Regions from separate parts of the Homo sapiens genome. Here region 2 is linked to region 1. The links are chromatin loops, found by intact Hi-C in ENCODE. Cell type or tissue: heart left ventricle. All regions are shown on one strand. Links, peaks and the distances in the headings refer to the core of each region. The heading gives the core; the rest is flanking DNA.

What was found. Hi-C counts contacts between places; a loop is a spot of excess contacts. Peaks named below come from ENCODE experiments on the same cell type or tissue, not always from the same donor. Only the 100,000 strongest peaks of a DNase experiment are listed, where the experiment ranks them.
Region 2: a loop joins it to region 1, with 2.6 times the contacts of the local background. A loop is called at or near these places in 33 of 110 quality-filtered maps.

Annotation. Positions count from the first base shown.
Region 1 is chr4:98,937,687-98,942,085 of GRCh38, forward strand. No RefSeq gene overlaps it. Among named protein-coding and RNA genes, the nearest start is that of EIF4E, 11 kb to the left of the region's middle. In heart left ventricle, for the core only: a CTCF peak has its summit at 2,319 (motif pointing right); no DNase peak of the experiment used is centred there.
Region 2 is chr4:98,470,479-98,474,877 of GRCh38, forward strand. TSPAN5 (tetraspanin 5) reads right to left here. Exons shown (of 8, transcript NM_005723.4): 8 at 1-2,109. The coding sequence ends at 2,044. Among named protein-coding and RNA genes, the nearest start is that of TSPAN5, 190 kb to the right of the region's middle. In heart left ventricle, for the core only: no CTCF peak of the experiment used is centred there; a DNase peak (open chromatin) is centred at 2,023.

The sequences.
Region 1 (4,399 bases), core at 78-4,077:
GCGAGACTCGCCTCAAAAGAGAAGGAAGGAAGGAAGGAAGGAAGGAAGGAAAAGAAATTGGTGAAATTGGTACTGACATGAAATTACAAAGTGCATTTTAGTCTAAATAAATAAGAAAGAAAAATAAGGTATCAGAGGAATCTGAGACAAGAGAAAGTTGGCTGGAGATAGTTAAAATATTTCTAAGGCCCAGTCTCTTGAGATAGACCTGTAGCCAATAATTTACATAATAATAACAAAAATGACAAGGGAGTGAGTAAACAAGTAGTTCACAGAGCTAAAAGCAAGGCATGATGCAAGGTGTGAATGGAATTAGTAAGTAAAATGTGTTGCCTGGGTATGTAGAATTTGATATTTGTTTTAACAAATTTAAAAACTGTCAGCTGCTACTTTAAGTGGAGACAGAATTTCCCTTTAGCACATTTTTATTCTGAGAAGAATCACAGTAGTGGCTGCTTTTAGTTATGTAAATGTATGGGCAAAAGCATAATTGCAAACTAGGGCTGCTGGTAGACTGCTCCACTTCTCTAATTCTCTCTTCAGCAGCCAAGTAGCTTGGTATTAGGATAGTCCTCTTGGACTAGTAAGTTTCTAGGCTTTTTAATTAATTCAGAGGGAAATGCGACAACAGAAACTACTTCCCCAATAATGAGTGGAAAGTACCAAAATTAAATAAATATAACTGAGGTGTAATTTTAGGGAAGAACAATTGGATTGTGATTTCAACCAAGGAATGTAAAACTATGTGGTTGCAATATATTCTGCCTGAACTAAAAAAGTGCTTTAGCAGAGGAAAGGAAATTGGTAGTAGTCTCCCTGTCATGTTGAAAAGGAAAGTCCAGAAAGATTTGGCTGTGTGTTGCCTGCACTACTCGGGGCCCTAGAATACAAATATGGTAGCTGACTCATGGGGTAAGTATCTCCCTATGTCAGACTAGGAAAGTTAGTGACACTTATCATTATTGAATAGGTTATAAAACTCAAGAACAGGACAGGTGTGGTGGTTCATGCCTGTAATCTCAGCACTCTGGCAGGCCAAGGGAGGAAGATGACTTGAGCCCAGGGGTTTGATACTAGCCTGGGCAACATAATTTTAAAAAATAAATTAATTTTTAACAATAAAATAAATAAAATACATAACCTCAAGGACAACCTTATAAAATTAATCCTGATAATTGCTCCTAGATGAATGCTGATGAAGGTAAGTGAATTCTAAAAACAGTACTAATCTCCCTTCTACCTCACCAAATATGTTTCTTTTCCTGAATTCTTTATCCTGGTTAATTATAAAATCATCTTCCAGTCACTCCTTTCCTAAAATCTTGTCATCATCTCTCCAATGATGGTCACTCTTTCATCCTCCACATCCAGTAAATCAGCAAGGTTTAGCAATTATTATTATTATTATTTTTCAAGACGGAGTCTCCCTCTGTTGCCCAGGCTGGAGTGCAGTGGCTCAATCTTGGCTCACTGCAACCTCCGCCTCTTGGGTTAAAGTGGTTATTGTGCCTCAGCCTCCCTAATAGCTAGGACTACAGGCGCGCCCCACCATGCCGGCTAATTTTTGTATTTTTATTAGAGACAGGGTTTCACCATGTTGCCCAGGATGGTCTTGAACTCCTGACCTCGAATGATCCACCTGCTTCAGCCTCCCAAAGTGCTGGGATTACAGATGTGAGCCACCATGCCTGGCCATATTTTTATGTTCTCAAGTATTCCCTCTCCTCTTCATTCTCACTGTCTTAGTGTAGTGGACATCTATATATCTATAGTTCAGCTTTCTTTTTGTAATACTTGCAATTCTGATCTTTTGGGGACCTATTCCTTCTCACTCTAACCATGTGGTTCTACTGGGACTTGCCTCATGGTTCCCCTTACACCATTATTGGAGGCACATGACCTGGGTGGAAAATTAGAAGGAGTCATAACTGAAAGGGTGAATGCAGACACTTCACTTTATACAAGTCAAGGTTATCGTAGTGGTCATGGTGGATGACTTCTCAACAAGAGTCTCTCACAATGATTAGTCTAAGTCAGAAGTCACCATACTGTGGACATTTAGGGTCAGATAATTCTTAGTTGTGGAAGTTGTTTTATGTATTGTGAGATGTTTAGCAGTATCCCTGGCTTCTATCCTTTAGATGCCAGTGCACCCTTTCTCTAAGGTGTGACAACTAAAAATACTCCAGATATTGCCAAGTGACTCCTAGACAGTGAAATCATCTCAGGTTGAGAACTACTGGCCTAAACTATTTGTGGCAATCCTATTGCTTATTTCATTGGTCTCCAAAAACAGGCCAATGTAAGGTGTAAAAGTTTTGTCCACTAGAGGGCTTCTGGGAAGGTTTCCACAATCCTGAGAAAGTCGACTGGAATTAAGAGCATTTTCTTGAGAGAAGTTGTTTTTATGTGAATACTTAAACTGGCTGCAGTCAACATGGAGGGGGAAATGGAGAAATAAGGAATGTAAAGTAGGAGATAGAATAAATTTTACTCCTTAACTGTTGAGCCGATGACTTCTCTGCATGAGCCTAAAACAATCTTATCTCTGTACTACCACTTATTTTTGAGTATATATGTATGTACTAAAAAAAAAAAAAAAACAGCTCAAATGGGAGTGTACTGTACATGCTTTGTGTTACTTCTTTTTACATATTTGTAGGTGATGCTTTCATATAAGTATATAGAAAGCTGCCTAATTCTTTTCATTGACTGCAAATTATTTCATTTCATAGATAAGGAATAATTCATCTAACCAGTATCTTGGAGTCTTTTATGTGTGTTTTTTTTTAAAAAAAAAACAAAAACAAAAACATTTTTTCTAATGCAAAGAATGGTTCCATAACTTTCCATTATACACAAGTCATTGGAATAGACTTGAGAAGAGGAATTATTAAGACGGACGCCATGGCTCATGCCTGTAATCCTGACACTTTAGGAGCCCGAGGAAGTGGATCACTTGAGCTCAGGAGTTTGAGACCAGCCTGGCCTACGTGGTGAAACCCCGTCTCTACTAAAAACACAAGAAAATTAGCTGGGCGTGATGGCACACACCTGTAATCCCAGCTACTCAGGAGGCTGAGGCAGGAGAATCACTTGAACCCAGGAGGAGGAGATTGCAGTGAGCCAAGATCATGCCACTGCACTCCAGCCTGGGTGACAGAGTGAGACTCTGTCTCAAAAAAAAAAAAAAAGACAAATTATTAGGTGTGCATGTGTGATTTTCATAGATATTATAAAATATCCTGGGAAGAGATTGAATTAACATTCTCATTATCAACATATGGTAGCCTCATACTCTGATTAATAAATTATCAAACTTTGAGACGTAGTCTCGCTCTGCCACCCAGGCTGCAGTGCAGTGGCGCGATTTCGGCTCACTGCAACCTTCACCTCCCGGGTTCAAGCGATTCTCCTGTCTCAGCCTCCCAAGTAGCTGGGATTATAGGCATGGGCCGCCATGCCCGGCTAATTTTTGTATTTTTAGTAGAGATGGGGTTTCACTATGTTGGCCAGGCTGGTTTCCAACTGACCTCAGGCGATCTGCCTGCCTCAGCCTCCCAAAGTGCTGAGATTACAGGCTTGAGCCGCTGCACCCAGCCAGTTATCAAACTTTTTGTGCTTTGGTAATTTCATGAAATACTATATGCAATGTAATTTCAGTTTATATAATAAAACTTGTCAGAATGAAAATGGAATCATTTGTGTAAAACCCTGGCAAATGGAAGGCCTTGAAAGGAGGGTTGTCACGCATGTATGCCTAATAACAAGAACTATCACAAAAGATAGCAAAAAACATGACCTTACACAGAGGCTACTTCAACCTCATACAAAAAATACTTCTGTGAAAAATAAAAATACTTCTGTGAGCACATGTGCTGAGCAACTGCCTGTCCAACCTTGGACTGACACCATCCTCGTTATTGGTCTCTGTAGGCAAAGATAATTGTTTCAAAATAGTTATGTAATCCCCCTCATTTTTCACTGAAAAACCCTTTTACCTCCCAGAACATGCTCCCTGTATTCCCATTGCAAGGCTCAATCCCCAAAACTATCATTTTCTTTTATAGAGTCTCTCTCTGCCTGTTATTTAGGTTGACATAATCTGGTGTCAAGAAGTGGGACCAAAGTGAGCTCACCTTGATGGATCGGTGACTCCTGGAATCACATGAAGTTCCCACATTGAGCCCCTTTGAGCTCTCCAATCCTACAGCTCACCTTTTCTGTCATGGTGAATCTCCTCTCAGGTTCTTGAACTCCCTCATTTTGGTGAGTTCTTTTGACTTTCTTTGGGATTTGTTTTGGATAATGGCTGCCTTAATAAAGGACCTTGTATCTCTCTTGAGACTAGAAAATACATTTTTTCTGACAAATCCTTTCTGGTACAAAGATATTTTAT
Region 2 (4,399 bases), core at 246-4,245, 470 kb before region 1:
TTTCAGTGGATGTGCCAAAGGGCAGGGATCTTGCCTGATTCTGAATCAATTGGCCAGATGGAGTTCACTGGAGAATGAGGCAATCAACAAAAAAGACAAATGATGCCAACTGGAGAGAGCTCGTGTCTTCTCCATGTTGGAAGGACATTACAAAATGGCAACTGTGGTGGGGGCAGAGATGAAGTAAGACAACCTTACAGTCGGAGTAAGATGTGAATACCTCTACCTATACAGAGACAAAAACACACACATGCAGAGCCATACACACACCCAAACAGTGAACACAGTTTTGAAAATAATTTCCTTTTTGTCCTTTCTCTGAGCAGACTGACACATTCATCGGCCACCACCATGCACCATGGGGCTGAAATGGAAAACCTCGCTTAATTTCCACAAAGTATTCTAGCTGGCTGCCCAGTTATGTGCTGGCAAATCTGTCCGCACCGAAAAATGTGCCTGTGGTTTTCCCAGAGTTCCACAGACTGATATCTGCTCCCCAGGAGGGCAACATCCGGTGGACACCAGCTGGATTAAAATCTAGAGGGCAAAACTCGTCCCTCCCACCTAAAGTGGGGGCAGGAGCGGCAGCACCAGGAAGTGGTTTCCCACTTTGTGTTACAGAGTACTTGCCCCAGTTCAACGCATTCCCCTCCAAAGTATTTGTGCTTTGATACCATCCTGATGGTTAGTCTGCAATAAGAGAACTGAAGGAGCTATGGCCATGCACTATTTTCTTTTTTTAATAAAAGCAAACTAAAACTGGAGGAAGAAAAAGAAACCATTAGAAGCTTTTGACTGGGTCAATGTTGTTTCCAAATTGGGTTTAATTCCATTCAAAGAGAAAGAAGGGGAGGGTGCAGAAAAGGCCACTCAGATCGACTCTGGAAGAGATCATCAAGACCAGGGAAGCATTTGGATGGTACAGCTGGTCTCTTCCCAGCCAGACTGGGAGGACATGCCACAACCTCCCAAGGCTGTGAACCTAGGAAATAAGTGCTGACCAAATAACATATTTCAATGTTTGTAGAAAAGCTGGCAGGAAAGGGAGATGATGGATTCAGATTCACAGGTCATGCAGATTAAGACTTAATCAAAAATTAATGCTTGAGCTGAGTAAGAAAACACTAAAATTTAAGTGGAACTGTATCATAGCTTTCACCTTTGGAAGACGAAAAACAACAAACATACAAAACAAAATGACCCAGAATATTCCAGAGTTTCCAAAAATCCAACTGCTAATTTTGGCAGGGTGAGAAGAAGGGGATATTTAACTGATACCTCTTCATTAACCTCATTTTCTCCTTGAATTTCACTGATAAACAAAGCTCAGGTCTACTTAGAAAAACGATCAGTCCTGCTAAAATACAGCCTCATGACGTCTTCCAATGCCCTTGCTCGGTGCACATGAAATACACAACTTCTCTTATAAGGAGACTTTCCAGGATAGACCAAGTGTGCTCGCCCAAGTGACTTGCTGAATACCATCACAAAATCTGAACCCAAAGATGAGTTGTTTTCTTCTTCAGATGAGAGTTGCAAGTGTTTCCTAAAATGTACATGGAGGGATGCCCACAAACCACTGCCCTCCCAGGTGAGGGGCTGAGTCTTTGAGGAGATGCACTCCTTCAGGCCATGGAACAGAAAGAAGGTGGTCCGTCCAAGGTGTGGTGAAGAGCAAAGCTGCCTCTCCCAGCCCTCCAATTACGGAAGATGAGGACAAGAATGTATTTTCTGCACATTCAAGTACATCTGGGTCCCCTACCCTCCCTTTTTTTCTTTTTTGGTAAGCATCTAACTGTCCATAAATTCATGGCTACAGTAGAGATTCACGGCGCAACGACTTTCATACTGGTTATTTTTTTTTTTAATTCTGTCAGTGAGCAGCATTTCCCAGTTTTACACTCCCCTAATGGCAGCTCCATTAGGCGAGACTGCAGGCTGCATCTGTGATTAGGTCCATGCAGCTCGAAGATCAGTTCGGCACGCGGGAGGGTCCCGAAAGCTGGGTCTGTCCAGTGTCTTGCAGCAGCGGTTGCAGGGGGTCTACCAGCTCGCCCTGACAGCTTCGATATCGCTAACCAAATTCTGGGCCAGGCATATCCCAAATATCTGAGAAAGGAAGAAAATGTGAGTGAAACAGTGACACTTGTAACTTGTTTCCCTGGCCACTGTGTCCCATTTTTTTAAATCATTGATTTTTGAAATTTAAGATGTAATTCATATGTGGTAAAAAGCATCCTTGAAATGTGTATAATTCAGGGGCTTTTAGTATATTCACAAAGCTATGCAACTATCACCACTATCTAATCACAGAACATTTCATTACCCCAAAAAGAAACCCTGTACCTGTGAGCAGTCATTCCCATCCCACCATCCCTACAGACCTAGCAACCACTAATCTACTTCCTGCCTCTGTGGATTTGCCTCTTCTGGACATTTCATATCAAGGGAATCATATAATATGGGGCTTTTGTGGCTGTCTTTTTCATGTAGCAAAATATTTTCAAGGTTCATATACATGTGCTATTAATTTATTCCTTTTGATGGTTGAATGATATTCCATGGCATGGATATGCCCCATTTTGTTTATCTACTCCTCAGTTGATGTGTATTTGCATTGCTCTCACATTTTGGCAATTATGAATAATTCTGCTATGAACATGAGCATACAAGTTTTTGGGTAAACACTTTCTCAATTCTTTTGGGTACTCCTCTAGGAGTAGAATTGCTGACTCATATGGTAGCACTATATTTAACTTTTGAGAAACTGCTAAATTGTTTCCCAAAGAGGTTGCAACATTTTCATTTCCATTAGCAACATATGAGGGTTTCGTTTTCTCCACATCCTTGCCGATACTTGTTATTGTCTGTCTTTTTTATTCTAACCGCTTTAACGAGTATGAAATATGTGGCTTTGAATTGCATTTCCTTAATGACTACTGACGTTGGCATCTTTTCATGTGCTTATTAGCCATTTTTTTTTTTTTTTTTTGAGACGGAGTCTCGCTCTGTCGCCCAGGCCGGACTGCGGACTGCAGTGGCGCAATCTCGGCTCACTGCAAGCTCCGCTTCCCGGGTTCACGCCATTCTCCTGCCTCAGCCTCCCGAGTAGCTGGGACTACAGGCGCCCGCCACCGCGCCCGGCTAATTTTTTGTATTTTTAGTAGAGACGGGGTTTCACCTTGTTAGCCAGGATGGTCTCGATCTCCTGACCTCATGATCCACCCGCCTCGGCCTTTATTAGCAATTTTAATCTTTAGAGAAATGTCTGTTCAGATCCTCTGCCCGTATTTTTGTTTGTTTGTTTGTTTTTTAATAATTTAAGGGACTGGGTTTTGCTCTGTTGCCCAGGCTGGAGTACAGTGGCGTGATCATAGCTCAGTGCAGGCTCCTGCCTCTGCTTCCCAAGCAGCTGGGATTACAGGGACAAGTCACCATGCCTGGCTGCCCATTTTTAAGTTGTTTGTCTTTTTATTGTTGACTTTTTAAAGTTCTTTATTTTTCTAGATACTAGGAGTTATCTTTTCACTGTCTTGATGGTATCATTTTCAGCACAGTTTTAAATTTTGAAGTCCAATTTATTTACATTTGTTTCATTGCTTATGCTTTTGATGTCATATCTAAGAAGACACTGCTTAATCCAAAGTCACAAATATTTATGCCTATGTTTTCTTCTGGAGTTCTATAGCATTAGCTCTTATATTTAGGTCTTTGCTTTATTTTGAGTTAATTTTTACATATGGTGTGAGTTAGTCTAAATTCATTATTTTGCATATCTAGTTTTCCCAGTACCATTTGTTGAAATGACTGCTCTTTCCCTATTGAATGGTTTTGGTTCCCTTGTCAAAAATCAACTGACCATATACGTACGAGCTTATTTCATCTTCTTTTTTGAGATAGGATCTTGCTCTGTCACCCAGGCTGGAGTGCAATGGCATGATCTCAGCTCACTGCAACCTCCCAGGCTCAAGTGATCCTCCCTCCTCAGCCCCCCAAGTAGCTGGGACCACAGGCATGCGCCATCATGCCCAGCTAACTTTTGTATATTTTGTAGAGACAGGGTTTTGTCATGTTGCCCAGGCTGTTTTGAAACTCCTGAGCTCAAGTGATCCACCTGACTCAGCCTCCCAAAGTTCTGGAATTACAGGCATGAGCCACTGCACCCGGCCTTATTTCTTCTTTTTAATCATATATATTTTTTTCTTATTTTTTTGAGACAAGGTCTTGCTCTGTCACCCAGGTTAGAGTGCAGTTGCATAATCACGACTCACTGCAGCTTCAACCTTCTGGGCTCAAGCAATCCTCCCACTTCAGCCTGCTGAGTAGCTAGGACCACAGGCATGTGCCATTACATTTGGCTAATTTTTTTATTTTTACTTTTTGTAGAGACAAGGACTTG